3 separate regions of the Homo sapiens genome follow, and regions 1 and 2 are each linked to region 3. A link is a contact called in ENCODE Hi-C or POLR2A ChIA-PET data. All regions are on one chromosome and are shown on one strand. The core of a region is the stretch at or near the end of the contact, and the rest is flanking DNA. Distances in the headings are between cores, read along the strand shown. Region 1 has its middle 44 kb from the start of LINC01101. Region 2 has its middle 74 kb from the start of LINC01101. Region 3 has its middle 66 kb from the start of GLI2.

Evidence for each region. Hi-C counts contacts between places; a loop is a spot of excess contacts on that map. ChIA-PET counts read pairs that join two places held with the same protein, here RNA polymerase II (POLR2A). Pooled maps may share reads with other maps.
Region 1: a map of heart right ventricle shows a loop between it and region 3 (3-fold over the local background). The contact joins two enhancer-like sites. A Hi-C loop is called at or near these places in 11 of 168 maps with a recorded cell type or tissue (Caco-2, HCT116, HepG2 and 8 more), 1 of 37 single-sample maps with no recorded cell type and 20 of 50 pooled maps. POLR2A ChIA-PET finds 5 or more read pairs at or near these places in 1 of 52 experiments (Caco-2).
Region 2: a map of vagina shows a loop between it and region 3 (3-fold over the local background). The contact joins two enhancer-like sites. A Hi-C loop is called at or near these places in 12 of 168 maps with a recorded cell type or tissue (MCF 10A, PC-3, PC-9 and 9 more) and 11 of 50 pooled maps.

Annotation. Positions count from the first base shown.
Region 1 is chr2:120,420,572-120,423,585 of GRCh38, reverse strand. No RefSeq gene overlaps it. Among named protein-coding and RNA genes, the nearest start is that of LINC01101, 44 kb to the left of the region's middle. Within about 2 kb of position 1,596, at least 2 of the 41 ENCODE cell types and tissues checked have a DNase peak (open chromatin) inside an H3K27ac peak, as active enhancers do.
Region 2 is chr2:120,539,158-120,542,160 of GRCh38, reverse strand. No RefSeq gene overlaps it. Among named protein-coding and RNA genes, the nearest start is that of LINC01101, 74 kb to the right of the region's middle. Within about 2 kb of position 1,636, at least 11 of the 41 ENCODE cell types and tissues checked have a DNase peak (open chromatin) inside an H3K27ac peak, as active enhancers do; they include PC-9, where a contact is called at or near this core.
Region 3 is chr2:120,668,112-120,671,068 of GRCh38, reverse strand. No RefSeq gene overlaps it. Among named protein-coding and RNA genes, the nearest start is that of GLI2, 66 kb to the left of the region's middle. RefSeq lists a silencer at 1,162-1,456 and enhancers at 1,223-1,724, 875-2,074. Within about 2 kb of position 1,253, at least 8 of the 41 ENCODE cell types and tissues checked have a DNase peak (open chromatin) inside an H3K27ac peak, as active enhancers do; they include PC-9, where a contact is called at or near this core.

The DNA.
Region 1 (3,014 bases), core at 347-2,846, 250 kb after region 3:
AATGGCTGAGAGCAGGGAATAAGAAAATGTCCCAACAATCTAAGAGAGAGGTGGTGGAGTTTGGCCAAGGCAGAGGTGGTGGGGATGGGAAGAAGGGAATGAGGGGCTCATGAGGGCTTAGGAGCAGCACAGCCAGCACCAGGGACAGGCTGGTGAAGGACCAATGGAAAGAGGAGGAGGGAGGTGCCAGGGGTGATGCAAGGTTTCTGGCTTGGAGATGAGGAAGGCTGTGGTGTTCTTTGCTTGATGAGCAGCAGGGGGTGAGGGAGGAGAAGACCAGGAGCTCGTGGGGCTGGAAGTGGAGATGCCCTGTTGCCTTTGCCTATGTCTGTGTGGAGTACAAAAAAGAGGTCTGGGCCGGAGATACCAAATTACTGCTGTCAGTAGAGTCAGGCAGGCCAGGTTATACCTAGCAACAAACAACCCCCAAATCTGAGCAGCTTGTAACCGCAAAGGCTCATTTCTCACTCATGCCACGTCCTTGGCGGGTTAGGTGGGATCCTAGACAGACACCTCAGAAAGGCTCTGATTTTATTCCTCAGCAACTGATGTCCCAAAGGCTACAGAATCCAGTCCAGGAGTACCCATCCCTAGCACAGGCCCCCGACAAGGCCTGGCACTTGTGCAGAGGTGCCACTGGGCAGGGCCTCTGAACCTGGCTATCTGACCCAAGCCAGTGGGGTTGGTTGGAAGTTCATGGTTCCCCATGCTGGAGGGCAGGCTGGGAAGTCTGTTTGTCCAGGAGACCTCATCCTTCTCCAAGAGCAAGACCCACTGACAGTCAGCCTCTAGAGTGAGGCAGTTCCCAGCATTTTGATTGCTTTCCTTACTCTGCCACAGTGTGCATTCCAGGAGAAAGTGTCCAGTTGGCCACGTATCGTCATGTGCCTACCCTGAGGCTGTGTCCACCGGGGGCAGGTAGGACTTCCCCAGAGAAAATCAGGGCACTGCGATCAGAAAAGGGGCACTGGGAAGCCAAGCACTGCAAATGTCCCTGCCATTCTTCACAAGCTGGCTGGGCTTGGGCTTTCTTTTTGTTTGTCTATTTGTTCTTTTTTTTTTTCGTCTATTTGTTCTTTTTTTTTAACTGAGATAAAACAAACATGCATTAAAGTACATACGCCAAGTGTACATCTCAATATTTTTTCAGAGAATTATACCAGCACCCTGGTCAAGATATAGATGGCTGGCACCAGAAACATTCCCCTCATGAATCTTCTCAGTCTAGACACCCCCAAAGCTCCCCACTCTTCCTCCCTCCATCCCATATTCTAGTGCATCTGCTTTTGAACCACACAGAGAGGCAATCAGGAAGGGTAGACATGCACCTGGCTGCCTTGGCTCATTGCTGTGCCTGCGAGAGTCCCTCGTGCTGTGATGTGTAACAATCATTTGTTCTTTTTTTTTTCTTTTGCTTCTGTGTATATTCATGGTGTGAATATACCACCCTTTTTTTTAACCAGTTCTTCTAGTGATGGGAATTTGTGATGTGGGCTCCATTTATTGTCAAACTGAACCAAACTGTTTTAGGAGGCACCGGGGCAGTAGGAGGAGCCTGGCTTTTCAGTTCTTGCCGGCATCACGTTTCCTTCTGTGTCCTGGAGCCAACCCCAGCCCAGCCCCGGCCCAGCGTCTTGAACCTGTGGGTGTTGCATGTGTTGTGAGATAGACGAGGCAAATCCAGCCTCATCCTGGGCTCCTGGCGCAGTGCTCCTGGAACCTCTCCTGATGACTGCCCATGGAAAGTTCTATTCTTGACCACCCAGTGCATACATCGGGGTCTCCTGCAGACCCAGGGATGATGTTGATCCCCCAAGAGCAGGCACTGTCCGTACCTGGCACGGGACTGGCACATGGATAGGGCCCCAGAAATATGTGTGGAATGGACGAGATTGAATTGAGTTGACACAGAGATGCTGCCCCAGGCTGGAAGACGATGAGAAGGACATAACTTCCAAGCTCCCAGAGGCCTGGATCCGCCTGGGCCTGAGGCCAGGTTCCGGCCTGGCAAGGACAGAAATGGATGCTGAGCCACTTTTTGCTACAGTCGACAGAAGACCATGTCTCTGTTCCCTGGGGCCAGGCCCTTGAAACCTGGCCTATCTGAGAGTGAGGAGGAAAAGCAGAGAAACAATCTCTCTAGACTCCCTCCCATCAGCTTCTCAGGCCAGCTGGCCACCCCCTTCTCCATCGTGGTGAGAACTCCAGTGGCCTCTTTTTCCCAGGAGAGCCTGGAGTCACCCACTCTCCCGGCTCCACCCACCGTAGTTGAAACTGTTGCAGATCTTCATCTGTGGCTGGGACTTCAGGCATGGGCCAGTCAAGGGGCATGAAGACTTGGCTCAGAGAGACAGAAAGGAGGTTGGGCAGGGGGATAGAGCAGAGGTTAGGAATCCAACTCAGCACCTCTCCTAACCAGCGGCAGCAGGCAGGGCTGGTGGGAGTTGTGAGGAGAGCATTGCAATTTGAAGCCTACCAGACTCGGTTATGAATCCCAACTCTGCTATTTACTTGCTGTGTGACTTTGAGCAAGTCACTTCACTTCTCTGAACCTCATTTTCTTATTGGAAAATGAGACTGGCCCTATACTTTAAAAGGCTATAAAGAAGATTAAATCATAGAATGTCTACAAAAAGCCCAGCATACAAAAGGGACTGGTAATTCTCCTCTTGTCCTTCTTGCCTTTGGATCTTTGCCCATTGGAAGAGACAGGACAAAGGTAGGAGTATGAGGCCCAGGAACCCAAGAGCAGCCTCAAGTTGCTCCTCCACCAAGACTGGTGGGCAGTGTGCTGGGGGTTTGCTAAGAGGTCCTCCCCTCTTCTGGTGTCTGTTAAAATCTGGCTTCCAGGATCAGCTTGGAGCAATGCTTCTTAAGAAAATCCCCCGTCCTCAAACCAAAAGCTGGAGGTGGGAAAGTACTTTTTAAGGGCTGGGAAGAAAACAAAGCTTGTTTCCTTGGACTAGGGCAGTGATTATAAACAGATGAATAAGTGAACTGAGGGAACAGAGAAA
Region 2 (3,003 bases), core at 387-2,886, 130 kb after region 3:
AACAGATGTGGTGCATTGTTGATACATTGTGAATGAATCAAGGATCCCAGGTCCTCTTCCGCCAGGGCCAGTTAAGCCAGATCTGCAGTGTCCCTGGGAAAGGGGTGATTCCTCCATTGAGGAATCGGGGGATGTCCTCCCTTGCTTACCTGCTCTGTTGCTTGGGCACTGCCCATTTACGATCCTGCAAGCAGCAGGCAGGTGGCATCCGCCCAGTAGAGTATCTGCAATAGCAGCACCGTGATGAGTGAAACTCAAGGTTTCATGAGGACACCGGGGGGCGGGAGCACCTTCAGGGCTCTGTGGCTAACTCAGGCACAGTCTGTGCTCAATAACTCCAAATGATAGGCCACTGTGGGCCATGAGCAGCTCCCTCCTTCCTGCCTTAATGAGCACAGTGTGGAGACTGAACCTCAGTCTCCTAAAGGGATGGAATTAAAGGAATTGGGTCAGCCCACTCATCTTACATCTGGGCGTACCAGGCGGTGACACACCCAGGCTGCATAGCCACACAATGCGCACCCTTGGCTGGCCCAGCTCTGCTCCCCTCCAGGCCCAGCAGCCTCCTTCAGCTGCTGAAGCTGAGGGCACTGGGGCGCTAAGGTCCTCACCGGCTGATGCTTTGGGCAGGTGCTGGGAGGCGAGGAAGAGCCCATGGCACCATCTGACTTCTCAAGGTGCCCTGGCAGGGTATCTTCCTGAGATCTCCTGGGGAGGTGGCCAGATGAGAGAGATCAGAAATGAGGGCAAAACCGCAGAGGCCAGAGCTGAGCTCTCCATCCTGTGCAGTCACCAGGCACTAAGGCCAGAGAGAAGAGGAGAGCCCTGAGCGCACAGTCAGGGAAGGCCTTGTGCAGAGGCGGCACCTGGGCAGGACAGGAGGGATGGGCAGAGGGGGTGGCAGACGGCAGACAGCAAGGACAAAGGGGAGGAGGTGGGAAGGTCCCCAGACGGCATGGAAGACAGAAAGGGAAGCCCCTCCAGCCATTCCTGCCAGAGACCCTGCCAGGGCCCAGGGGTGGGCTTGGCAGACTGAAGGGCTCCTTGCCAAGGCTGATAAAGGGAGTCTCTCACTAACTGGAAACAGGGGGCTTGCAGAACTGAGAGCCCTGTGAGAAGGGTCTGGATTCTGGTGACAGGAAGATTGGCAGGGCTGGGATAGTGGCTCGGAGCCCCCAGGGCCTGGTCCCAGAGGCTCAGACAAATGCCATGGTCCCAGGAGGCCCTTCCTTGCAGTAAGCAAAGATTTCCTCAGTTCTTTTGACTACTCCCTGGGTCAGGTGGCTTCACCTCGCTGAGCCTCCGTTTCCTCCTCTGTAAAATGGATGTGTAACCTGATAGGCTTGTTTTGAGTAGTTGCTGAGATCACAGGCCTGGCACAGAAAAGTGCCCTTCAGTTGCGGGCTCCGTGCCCCCTCGCCCAGCACCCTGTGCACCCCTCTGGTTTCTCTAGTTATTCACCAACTCTGCCCCGGTGCACTGCCTGCCTAGGGCTGAATGGAGCAGTGCGGGGGTAAATCAAGCCCACATGTCTATCACCAGGCACTAAATCTCCCCAGGGACATTCCTTACTGTAGCAGTAATGCCGCCAGCTCCAGGGAACAGGGTTGCACCATAGGGCAGGCTCCCCACACCCGGGAGGCTTAAAGGGCCAGCTCCAGCAGAAGCAGCAGGCCCAGCCTTACATGGGCACAGACGTGTCAGCAACAACAGCACCCCGCTGCAAAAATAAACAAGCAGCACCGCCGTGTCCAGAGACTCACAGCGTAGGGGATCAGAGCTCAGGCTCTGAAGTCAGACCAGGTCTCATTCCCAGTTGAGCCACTAAGCCATGTGGCCTTGGACAGGTTACTCTCCTCCCTGCTGTCCACCTCAGTTTCCTATTGGGCTGGCAGGTCTATGGTGAGGACTGAAACGCTGAGAGTCCCTGGTGCACATCAAACACTCCCTTGTAGCGCCATTGTTAATCAAGTGCCACGCACATGTGATTTGGTCCACTCCAAAGTTTCCTAAGGAAGAGACTGCTATTGTCCTTAAATTTCCAGAGGAGAAATAAAACCAAATCTCGGGCTTGTTTGGGCTGTGTGATCAATGGTCATCGCGGGACACTTGGCACTTGACCTGTGCTCCATGCAGTGAAGGGGATGGGCCCAGGCCCGGGCACTGGGAGTCCTGGCTGCTGTGCCTGCTGCACCCGCCCACTGCCCTGTCCTCCCTGGCTCCCCACCGCAGGCAGTTGTCAGGGCCGGCTTTCCCTCGCATGGTCTGATCACAAACCAGGAAGGACGGCACAAGAACTGATCTTTGTTGAGCCCCACTGGGTGAGGAAGGCCCCTTCGCTCCCGATCCTCCTCCAGCTCTGCCGGGAACTGCTTTGGAGAAGAGCAACTGGAGGATCAGAGAGGCTGTATGCCTGCCCTAGGTCACTCGGCTGGTGGGGGCATCGCCAGGAGTAGAGCCTGGCCAGCTTTGAAGCCAGCGTTCTTTCCTCTCTAGCCCACGTGCCTGGTTCAGTCTACAGTACCCCTCACTCCCAGAAAAAGAACAAAAGCATTCAACCCATGGCCTGTCTTCTGGGCTGCGAGGGACGGCCCTTTTATTTATGACAACCGGCTGGCTAAGATCAAAATGACCAGTGGGAAACACCAGTCTCTGTGGATGACTTTGTCATCAGATCACTCGAGAGAAAAGAGCATTTATCTGTCAGAGGCTCACTCTTCCTCTGCAATACCTTCTGAAATTATTGAGGGGATTTAAAACAGGAAAATACAATGTTTTCCTCATGAAAAGAACGTTTCTATTAGAGAAAGCATAGGAAATACAGAGAGATGGGGTCGGGGGAAGCCCTTAACCTCCCACCCAAAGGTAACCATTAACCTGTCTGTGCCTTCCTCTATCAGCTTTTCATTCTTTTTCAGCAAACATTTGTTGAGATCCTCCCTTCAGTGGTGCCGAAGAGCTGATTATGGTAGAATCTGTGCCCTCGAGCTCACTGTGTGCCGG
Region 3 (2,957 bases), core at 4-2,503:
TGCCTGCGGCTCTCGAGGCCCTGCCCTCCTCCCCCTGCCCCCAGAGAGCACCTGTAGGCTCAGGGCCAGCCCAGGGACAGGCATGGCAGCCCCTCGCTGGCTGCTGGGGTGGCGCCCAATTCCAGAGCCCTGTCTGGGGAAGGAGAGGGCCGAGAGCCACTGTTTGGCTCCTGTCCCAGACCTGACTGGGAGACCTTCTGAAAAACTCAGCCTCCTGATCAACAGAGGGCAGAAGACCTGAGCCACTGGCCTCCCCATGGAAGAGGCACTCAGAGCGGTATGAGGAGTAGTGCTCACCCTGGACAAACTCCCGGAGTCAGTGTGACCGTCGGAGCTGGAGGCTGGGGTGATGGGGGCCAGGGAAACCAAGCAATGGCCCCGAGGTAGTGAGGAGTCTCTGGAGGCCAGATACCCTCAAGATGGAAAAGGAACATCCTTGGAGGATTGGGGTGGCTTCTTCCTGGAGGGAGGAGGGACACATGCCGGGATGACAGCCAGCTCTGCCGCTGACCAGCTGTGTGACCTTGTGAAAGTCACTTGATCTCTCGGCGCATCAATTTCCTCATTGTTGCCTGGGCCTCTTGTGAGATCTTCCTCATGGCTTGCAGTGAGGATTGAATGAGTCGATCTGTGCCCCGTGGCCCGGGACATGGTGAGCATGTGGTAATGGCAGCCGTTTTATCCTGTAGTGTAATAACGGTGTGCAGCTAGACGTCACTCTGGGCACCTTTTCTCACAGAACTGTCACTGCCGTGCTGCAGGATGCGGATGGTTGTCTTCACTCTCCAGATGAGGAAACTGAGGCTCAAGGAAGGGCGGAGCTGCCTGAGGCTTGACAACTCTGCAGTCTGCAGCTGTGAGAGGGGGCTCTTTCTAGCCACACAGCTTTCCCTGGTTCTCGTGCGCTCTGTGAGCAGGAGGACGGGAAGGGCCGCAGCCGCTGAGGGAGCAGGAGGGGTTCGATGCAAGCCCAGCTCCCAGCACGGGAAAGCCAGGTCAAGAAACACACGGCCTCTGCTGTGGGGCTGATCACAGCTTTGTCAAAGAGGAGATGTGGGAGGGGGGAGGTGAAGGGAGCAGGAAGAAATGAATGTCAGAAACATAAATAGCCCTGGAACTGATGGACAGTCTGAGATCTCTGCGCAGACCTGGGCGCCTGCAGGCTGCCACTCAAACCTGAGCAGAAGGGTGAACCCGCCCTCACCCCACTCCCGGTTCCCTACACGCCCCAGGAAAGGGCTGTTGTGAGCGGAAGGCATTCGTCGAAAACTGGGAAGGTTGCCCAAGAAAGGCAGAGCGGGAAGCCCTCCGTGGGCAGCAGAACCGGGTGAGTCAGCCCGTCGGAGGGTCCCCCATGTGGCAGGAAGGGGAGGCACAGGGACTGGGCTCGGCCACCTGGAAACACAGGCGGCAACAGCTGCTCATGCATGAAAGGTGACAGCTAAGTGTCATCAGCCTGGGAGTGCCAGGATAACGTCACCAGGGCGAGGTGGGCCGCGGGGGTGCAACAGAGGCCCCCTAACTTCCCAGGGGAAAAAGCTCACCACTGTCAGGGACATGAAAGGACTGTCAAAGAGCCATGAAACCAGCTACGGGGATTGGGAAACTTCAGACTCACTTCTGTTTGTTTTGTGACAACATGGAAGCCACAGATGTTCTCTCAAGGTAAAAAGAACCACCAGGGACCTCTCTTGGTGTGACCTTCATCACCTCCTCTGTGTCACCTGTCCCCGCCTCCTGCTTCTCCCCCAGCACATTCCAATAGGGCCACACCCATGCCTGGAGTTTGTGGCAGGAATCACAGGAGGGGAGGGGCCGATGGTGGATCTCAGGGTGGGGGCAGCAGGTGCCATGTGTCAGGAATCAAGGCTCAGATGAAAAGTTATATCACGGCAAAGGCATGTGGCTGCTGAGGACCAGAGCCTAAGGACTGGTCAGTTACCAGCTGTCAAAGGCAGGCCAGAGGCCAAGGAAGAGTGACCAAGAGTACCTTGAGCTAGGAGCTGCGAGCAAGAGGAGGGAAGGGAGGGTGCACATTTGGAGGACTACCTCTGAACCAGGTGCCATGCCTGAGGTTCCTTTCCATGGTTCCATTAGTAGTTCCTCCTCCTGATCTTGGGAGATGAACATTATTATCTTGATCTTGCAGGTGAAGAAACTGAGTCTCAGAGAATCTCAGTAACTCACTAAAAGTCCCACAGCTTCTAAGTGACAGGGTCTGTGTGACAACACAGTGAGAAGTCGGGCTACAGCAGGGACTGGCCAAGGGTAGGTAGTCATGGGAGGATGGTCTGTGTCTTGAGAACAGACTCAAATGATGGGCTTCTCTCTGGAAAGGAGGGGCATGCCTGAGGTCAAGAATTAGGAAGTCATTTTATCAGAGAAATATGGAATCCATCATTTCTAGACCAGGGATTCCCAAAGAGGTACTGATGAGAACTAATTATGGCCAGTAAATAACAAAGCACTATTTTAGAGAGTGCATGACCCATTTTGGAGCTCACTACTCTAGAAAATGGTACACGCTGGAAATCAGAGAAAGGTTTCCAAATAAATCTGTGATAGGAGATACCAGAGAGACCATGAAATGTCCATGGCATGGAGAGATTCTGAATGGGAGGCACAAGGAGGCTGATCAAGGCTTGGCAGGCTGGGCTGCCCAATAGGAAGAGACAGGCTTTCAGGAAGAGGTGGGTTCCCTTTTGAAAAGGACAGCAAGTTTTTCTGCTTGACAGTATCCATCTCCCTCATCTGGTGTAAGCACTTCTTCTTCCTTAGGGACTATCCCTCCTCAACTCTCAGACTGCGTGGCTCTATAAGATTGACCCTGCCCCCTGGCTCCAAAGAAGCAACATGACTCAGGCATGGCCAGGGAGAGTGACCATGTTGAGTTTAAGGAAATCTAGTCAGAAAGAATTAGCCCCAGGGCTGTAGTGGGAACCTCTAGGAAAGGAACT